2 separate regions of the Homo sapiens genome follow, and region 2 is linked to region 1. A link is an interaction called in ENCODE POLR2A ChIA-PET data of the cell type or tissue named here. Cell type or tissue: endothelial cell of umbilical vein. All regions are shown on one strand. Region 1 overlaps TPTEP2-CSNK1E (TPTEP2-CSNK1E readthrough). Region 2 overlaps KCNJ4 (potassium inwardly rectifying channel subfamily J member 4).

Evidence for each region. ChIA-PET counts read pairs that join two places held together with the same protein. Peaks named below come from ENCODE experiments on the same cell type or tissue, not always from the same donor. Only the 100,000 strongest peaks of a DNase experiment are listed, where the experiment ranks them.
Region 2: POLR2A ChIA-PET joins it to region 1 with 8 read pairs; 4 of 35 experiments call an interaction of 5 or more read pairs at or near these places.

What each region holds. Positions count from the first base shown.
Region 1 is chr22:38,303,990-38,307,989 of GRCh38, forward strand. All of the region lies in intron 6 of TPTEP2-CSNK1E (TPTEP2-CSNK1E readthrough), which reads right to left. All of the region lies in intron 2 of CSNK1E (casein kinase 1 epsilon), which reads right to left. Among named protein-coding and RNA genes, the nearest start is that of CSNK1E, 11 kb to the right of the region's middle. RefSeq lists enhancers at 1,744-1,793, 1,894-2,143. In endothelial cell of umbilical vein, no CTCF peak of the experiment used is centred here; a DNase peak (open chromatin) is centred at 2,142; H3K27ac peaks cover 518 bases.
Region 2 is chr22:38,446,705-38,450,704 of GRCh38, forward strand. The region is part of intron 1 of KCNJ4 (potassium inwardly rectifying channel subfamily J member 4); the gene reads right to left. Among named protein-coding and RNA genes, the nearest start is that of KCNJ4, 6.5 kb to the right of the region's middle. In endothelial cell of umbilical vein, no CTCF peak of the experiment used is centred here; no DNase peak of the experiment used is centred here; H3K27me3 peaks cover 470 bases.

The DNA.
Region 1 (4,000 bases):
CCAAGGCCCCGCTCTCTGCCTGGGCCCACTGCCCAACTCAAGAAGTCACAAGAAAGACCAAGCCCAAAGTGTACCTTGCCTCAGTTTCCCTGGCTGTATGGGTGGATGAGATGAAGGGCTGGGGCTAGGCTGGGCGACAGGGTGTCTCCTTCCTGGGGCCAGCAGCGAGCCCAGCAGGAGGAGTAGGACAGTGTCGCAACAGGACACAAACAGGCCAGAACAACCCCCAGGGACACAGCCTCAGGAGGAGTTCAAGACAGGAGAAAGGCAGGACCTCACATCAGAGGAAAAGATGAGACTGTTCATTAATAATGTCCCTGAACAACCGGCTGGCCACCTGAGAAAAGACACCATGGCTCACACCACAACCAGGAGAAATCTCAAGTAGAGGAAAAGTTTGTATATAAGAAATAAAGGTGTGGGTGTGAGTTGGCACAGCCCCTGTGCACCTCTTGGGTGAAGCTGAACATAAACAAACGCTCGCCCAAGCAACCCCACTCCTGAGTGTACATCCTTCAGAAACACGTGTGCACCAGGGGGACAGGACAAGGATGGACACAGGAGCAAACAGCCCAAGTGCTCAGCAGCAGAAGAACAGGAACAGTGGCGCAGTCACCAGGGAATCCCAGGCGGCAGTGAAGAGGAAAGGATGCCTGCTTCACACAATGACCCTGGTCCCAGGGGTGCACTCCTCACAGCAGCCAGAGGGTGGAAACAACAAACATCTGTCACAGATGCAAGGATGAATGGAATGCAGTGCCTCCATGCGGCGGAATATTATTCAGCAATAAAGAGGAATAAAGTACCGATACACGCTACGACACGAGTGCACCTTGAAAACATTCTACCCGAGGCCAGGCACAGTGGCTCACGCCCGTAATCCCAATACTTTGGGAGGCTGAGGCGGGTGGATCACAAGGTCAGGAGTCCGAGACCAGCCCAGCCAAGGTGGTGAAACCCTGTCTGTACCAAAAATACAAAAATTAGCCGGGCGCAGTGGCAGGCATCTGTAATCCCAGCTACTTGGGAGGCTGAGGCAGGAGAATCACTTGAACCCAGGAGGCGGAGGTTGCAGTGAGCCGAGATTGTGCCATTGCACGCTAGCCTGGGTGACGGAGTGAAACTCCAGCTCAAAAAAAAAAAAAAAAAAAAAAAAAAGAAGAGTGCAAGCACAGTTCTACTTGTTTCCATATCAAAACAGGCAACAAGACTGGACAATACAGATTTAAACACGAAAGAAAGGAAAAAGATTAAATGTCAGACGGTGGTTCCCAGGGAGGGACACCTTAGGCCATGCAGGTATTCTATACGTATTCTTTGCATCCACTCAACGTTTAATAAGAAATAACAATGAAATGTTAGAAGAAGGGAGAATTGCCTTATAGCCTTGGGGTTAGGCAAAGCTTTTATTTTTATCCCTGATTCAAAATCCTAAAGCCATTTAAAAAAAAAAAAAAAAAGCTCCTTCCTCTCCAAAAAAAAAAGAATCCCTTCTGCATGGCAAAAACACCGGAAATAAAGTCCTAAGAGACATACTCACTTGCAATTCTTATCACAGGCAAAGAGCTAATATGTAATGAGCTCCTACAAATCAGTCAGAAAAAGACTCAGCAGAAAATAGGCCAAAGGATTTGAAACACACACTTCACAGAGAAAGAAATCATTAATAGAAAAGCCTTACTCATAGGGAAAGATGCCCAACCTCCTTGTAAGAGAAATGCAAATTAATATGATCGTGAAAGACCATGTTTCACCTAGGATTGTCAAAAGTCTTACGAGATAACACACCTGTCTGTCGGCAAGACTGTGGGGGCGCTGAGCACTCCTCCCAGGTGGTGGAGGCGTCAACTGCTGAGTCGCCACTGGAGGGGGATTTGACGCTACTCAGCCCTGACCAGCAACCCCGCTTCTGGGAGTTTACCTGACATCCTAGCACGGTGCAAAACAAGGCGGGGACAAGGCTGTCGGCTGCAGGCTGTTTGGAACAGCAGAAGCTTGGAAACAACCCAAATGTCCCTCCTGAGGGGGCTGATTAAATAAAGAATAGCCCATCCATAAAACAGAATACAATGGAAAAAGAACCAGGAAGCTCTCTCTGCACACAAGTGGAAAGATCTCCAAGATACAGGAAGTGAAAAAGCAAAGCACAGAACAGTGTATATTCCACACTCTCATTTCAGTTTTCTTTAAAAAGGTGGGGAACTAAGTATCTGTGTTTGGCTCTAGCTACATAAAGAAACACTGAACAGAAACATGACTGTACAGGGCTAAGTGGGTCAGGGAGGAAGGGGTGGGGGACGCTTCACTGGATACTGTGTTATAAGTTGCAATTTCTTTCAACACCTTTATTGAGATGTAATTCAGATAACTCTCCAATTGAGTCACTCAAAGTGTGCGACTCACCGTTTTTAGTATATTCACAAGCTTGCGCAGCCATTACCACAATCAATTTTAGAACACAGGCCGGGCGCGGTGGCTCACGCCTGTAATCCCAGCACTTTGAGAGGCCGAGGCAGGCGGATCACAAGGTCAAGAGATCAAGACCATCCTGGCCAACATGGTGAAACCCCATCTCCATTAAAAGTACAAAAATTAGCTGGGCGTAGTGGCGCACGCCTGTAATCCCAGCTACTCGGCAGGCTGAGGCAGGAGAATTGCTTGAACCCAGGAGGCAGAGGTTGCAGTGAGCCGAGATTGTGCCACTGCACTCCAGCCTGGCGACAGAGCAAGACTCCATCTCAAAAAAAAAAAAAAAAAAATTAAAAATTAGAACACAGCATCTTCTTATCAGCTGATACCTTCGTATCAGCATCTGCTGTGGGTTCCGCATCTGCCGATTCAACCATGGATCAAAAATACGTGGGGGGAGAAAATAAAAAATAACAACACAACAATAAGAAATAGGTTGGGTGCAGTGATGCACAACTGTAGTACTACCACTTTGGGAGGCTGAGGAGGATTACTTGAGTCCAGCGGTTCGAGACCAGCCTAAGCAACATAGTGAGACCCTATCTCTACAAAAAATACAAATATTAGCCAGGCGTGGTAGCACGTGCCTGTGGTCCCAGCTACCTGGGAGGCTGAGGCAGGAGGACTGCTTGAACCTAGTAAGTCAAGGTTGCGGTGAGCTATGATCACACCACCACACTCCAGCCTGGGTGACAGAGCAAGACCATGTCTCAAAAATAAATAGGTAAATAATATAAAAATTAAAAATACAGTACAATAACTATTTACATAGCATTTACATTGTATTAGGTATTATAAGTGATCTAGAGATGATTTAAAGTATATGGAGAAGGCCAGGTGCCAGCATTTTGGGAGGCTGAGGCAGGCGGATCACCAGGCAAGGAGTTCCAGACCAGCCTGACCACCATGATGAAACCCCATCTCTACTAAAAATACAAAAATTAGCCAAGGTGCTCCCGTGGGAGCGCCTGTAATCCCAGCTCTCAGGAGGCTGAGGTAGGAGAATCTCTTGAACCTGGGAGGCGGAGGTTGCAGTGAGCCGAGATCACACAACTGCACTCCAGCCTGGCGACACAGCGAGACTCCGTCTCAAAACAAAAAAAAGTATACAGAGGATGCGCGTAGCTTATATACAAATACTACAGCTTTTTATATCAGGAACTTGAGAATCAGAGGATTCTGGTATCTGAGGGGGATCCTGGAACCTATTCCCCACAGGTACCGAAGGTGGAGGGCTGTATTTTCTTTTTCTTTTTGAGACAGGGTCTCAATCTGCCACCCAGGCTGGACTGTAGTGGCACTAACACAGCTCACTGCAGCCTCAACCTCTGGGGCGCAAGTGAGCCTCCCACTTCAGCCTCTCGAGTAGCTGGACTACAGGCGCAAGCCACCACACCTGGCTAATTTTTGTATTTTTTGTAGACAGGGTTTGCCATCTCTAGGCTGGTCTCCAACTCCTGGGCTCAAGTGATTCACCTGCCTCAGCCTCCCAATGTGCAGGAATTACAGGCATGAGCCACTGTGCCTGGCC
Region 2 (4,000 bases), 140 kb after region 1:
ACCACTTTGGGAGGCTGAGGTGGATGGATCACATGAGGGTCAGGAGTTCGAGACCAGCCTGGCCAACATAGTGAAACCCCATCTCTACTAAAAATACAAAAATTAACCGAGCATGGTGGTGCGCACCTGTAGTCCTAGCTACTTGGGAGGCTGAGGCCAGAGAATTGCTTGAACTGGGAGGCGGAGGTTGCAGTAAGCTGAGATCGCGCCACTGCTCTCCAGCTTGGGCAACAGAGCGAGACTCCATCTCAAAAAAAAAAAAAAAAGAAACAGAGGCAAACGCCCACCCTTACGGGGCAGGGGGTAAAGGCTCAGAGAGGTGAAAAACCTGCCCCAGATTCCGCAGCTGCTAAGGGGTGGAGCTGGACATGAACCCAGATCTTCTGTTTCCCAGTCACGGGCCTCGCCTGGGACAACTGAGGCTGGAGGAGCCTTGGGGTAGGGGAGGGGGAGGTGGGCCACTCCTCCTGTCTTGCTGAGAGCAGGCTGGGTTTCTCTGCCCCAGAGGGCAGGGCGAAGGAAAGAGGGAGTCAGGGATCAATTAGCAGAACCTTCCAGACACGAGTGGGCTTCCCCGGAGATGGGGAGCTCCCCGTGAGGAACAGTGAGGAGGGACTTGAGGCCCATTTCTCAGGATAACTGCAGAAGGGTATCCATGGGCACGAGGTTTGAAGGATGCCCAAAGCCCCTCTGCCTGCTCCATTTCACCCCCAGCCAGGGCCTCTCCAGCCTGTGCCCACCACCTCCCCTGTATGGCCCCAAGGAGCCCCTAATTGCGGACCCCATCCCATTTGTCTCCCAGGCTGAGTGGTACCTTCACACTCACAGGGCAGAGGGTCCTGGGCTTCTCAGGCCTATGAGGAGAGGGGAGGCTCCTGGGGGAGTCTAGGGTGGGGGCTGGGAGAGGAGCTGCAGGGGGTTGGGGGAAGCTTCACTGAGGTGTCCCAGGGGCCAACTCTGCCACCAACTTGAAGATGGGCACACCCCTCCCCTAGGCCTGAATCTCCCCATCAGTAAAATGGGGTCAGCTCCCCACAGCACATGCACCCTCTCCTGTGGCCCAGCTAAAGAACCCTCCCGTCCGGGTGCAGTGGCTCACCCCTGTAATCCCAGCACTTTGGGAGGCTGAGGCAGGCGGATCACAAGGTCAGGAGTTCAAGACCAGCCTGACCAACATGGTGAAACTTCGTCTCTACTAAAAATACAAAAATTAGCCAGACGTGGTGGCACACGCCTGTAGTCCCAGCTACTCGGGAGGCTGAGGCGGAAGAATCACTTGAATCTGGGAGGGGGAGGTTGCAGTGAGCCGAGATTGCACCACTGCACTCCAGCCTGAGAGACACAGTGAGACTCTCAAAAAAAAAAAAAAAGAAAAGAAAAGAAAAGAAAAAAGTAGCCGGGCATGGTGGCGCATGCCTGTAGTCCCAGCTACTTGGAAGGCTGAGGCAGGAGAATCGCTTGAACCCGGGAGGCAGAGGTTGCACTGAGCTGAGATTGTGCCATTGCATTCCAGCCTGGGTGACAAGAGCGAAACTCCGTCTTAAAAAAAAAAAAAAAAAAAAGGAACCCTCCCATCCCTGCAGCCCGGGTCGCTGGTGTGTGAGCTTCTCCCAGGACAGGCAAAACAGGAAAAGGCTGAGCACGCCCCACCATCCCCATGGGTGGCCCCCGATACACAGAGGGGCAAAGAGAGGCCCCCAGATGGACAGTGGCCTAGTCAAGGTCATGCGGAGCCAGTGAGGGGCTGAGCTGGGATTCGATCCCAGGCCCCTGACGCAGGCCACCCTTCCTACTGCTGTGACCAGGGAGTGCTGCCCTTCCCCTCGCTCCGATCTGGGGATTTTCTGGGGAGAAGGAGCTTAAAGAGACCCAGACCCTGCTCGCCTCCCACAGACCCCACAGCTCTGGGGAGTGTCAGTGAGAGAGGAGGGGCCGGCAGCCCTGGGAGCCATCAGGACACAGAGGAGTCAGGAGCAGCTCCGGGTTGAGAGGCTCTGCCACCATTGCTGAGTGACCCTGGGCAAACCCTGGTGGTCTCCGGACTCGGTTTCTCCATCTCCCAGGAGAGGAAATGGAGAGAAGGCCAATGCAGCCGCAGACAGGAGCTGCTGGGCCAGGCTTGGTGGGGGCTTCTCCTCCATCCCAGTCCCAGGGAGCTCCTCCGCCCAACTGCACCTCCCATGCCCCAGCTCCCCTCTGCCCTGCTGGGGGCCCCCCAGGCCTAGACCAAAGCTCCCAGCTGACAGGTCACCATTACAACGCTGACTTCTCCCTCCACAGCTCCTGCTGGGGTCGGGAACACCAAGGACCCCCTTTCCTGGTAGCCCCTAAGGACCTCTTGACCTGCCAATGTCTCTCTGGGGCACCTCACCCTCCCCTGCCTGCCAAGGCCAGACGTCCCAGCTGTTGGCACCAGGGCTGGTCAGGGACTGGCCAGCAGCCACAGGGAGGAGTGGCTGAGCTGTTGCATGGAAGGAAAGGGGAGGCCTAGGCTGGCAGACATGTACCCACCTCCCTTCAGGTGGCCAATGAGGGTCCTGGAGGGGCTGGCACTGGGTGCACAGTAGGACAAAGCATCTGTGGCTGTTTCCACCCAGGAGCCTGGAACCAATCCTTGCTTCTCTCTGAGCCTCAGTATTCTCATCTGAGAAGTGGGGGTGATGGTTCTCCCAGGGTGGTGGAGGATTAAGTGAAATCATGAATATGAAGCCCAGCGCTGAGCCTGGCACTCAGCTTCCCTCCTGCAGCAATACCCTGAGAACACTGCTCTCACCCCAGCCACCAAGCAACGGCACCAGCCATCTGAGCAGCCCTCACGCATGCGCATGCGTGTGTGCCTGTGTCTGTGCCTGAGCATGCACGCGCAGGCTGAAAGGGGGCTGCGAGCAGGTGGGGCAACGGGTGCAGAGGGAGGGGCAGGGGCCACACGCCAGCACTCCTCCCCACCGGTTTCCCACCCTGTGTGTCCCAACAGAGAACAGTGGTCTTAGAATCAGGCAAAACCCATCCATTCAAATCCAGCCTGTTTCCAGCCAGCCACTTCCCCTTGCTGAGCCTCAGTTTCCCCTTCTGTAAATGAGAATCATCTATGTCCAAAGTCTTCCAGGTTCACGACAGGGACCCCGTGTTGGGCCACGGGGCCAGGATTGGTCAAGACCTTTGGGAGTGGGGGGCCAAGACCAGAGCAAGCCAGAGCGTGAGCTCACCCCTGCTCCCCATGCTGCACCCCACCCACCACCCCGTGAGCGCCCGTGTGCGCGCCTGCAGGAGCGCGCGTGTGTGACTCAAGGTCTATTCATAGCCGAGCTCCACCAGCTGCAGCGTCACAAGCAGAGGGGCCTCAGCCCATATTATTATTTCAATTACCATCTGAATTAAAAGTTTGAGCAGCGATCAGCCCACGTAGCGAGGGGAAGAGGGAACAGGAGAAAAATAAAGATGAAAAGGAGAAGAAGGGCTGTGACTGGCGATCCCCCACACCCCAAGGAGGGCTGAGTCCGCAGAGGAGGCTTAAAGGTTATGCCAACCCCTAGGATTCCCGCCTGCCCCTTGCCAGGACCCACAGTCCTCCCATCGTTGGGAGGAGCGCTTTTCGACAGCAGCCCAACCACAGCTACTCGGTGGAAATAGATCTTTCAGCCCAGGTTCACATGGATGGGTGGACATCACTCGGAGAGGGTGAGGGACTGACCTAAGGTCACACAGAGAGCCACCCAAGGAAGTTGTCTCCAAGACCCTCTCCTGCCAGCCAGGTCCCACTGACCTCACCAGGCTCTGTAGCACATGTGCCATTTCCCTTCTGCTCCCCTCTCCCTGCGCCGATAACTTTCCTCCTGCAGCCCTAGCTTGGAGCCAGCCCTCTCTCAGCCCTCTGCATTCCCGACCTCACACCTCATGCCACCACCGTCAGCCCAAAGGCCCCTCCTCACTCACTGGCACAGGGGACAGAGCCCTGGGCCAGGAGACAGGCAGCCTGGCCCTAATCTAACTCTCTGGGCAC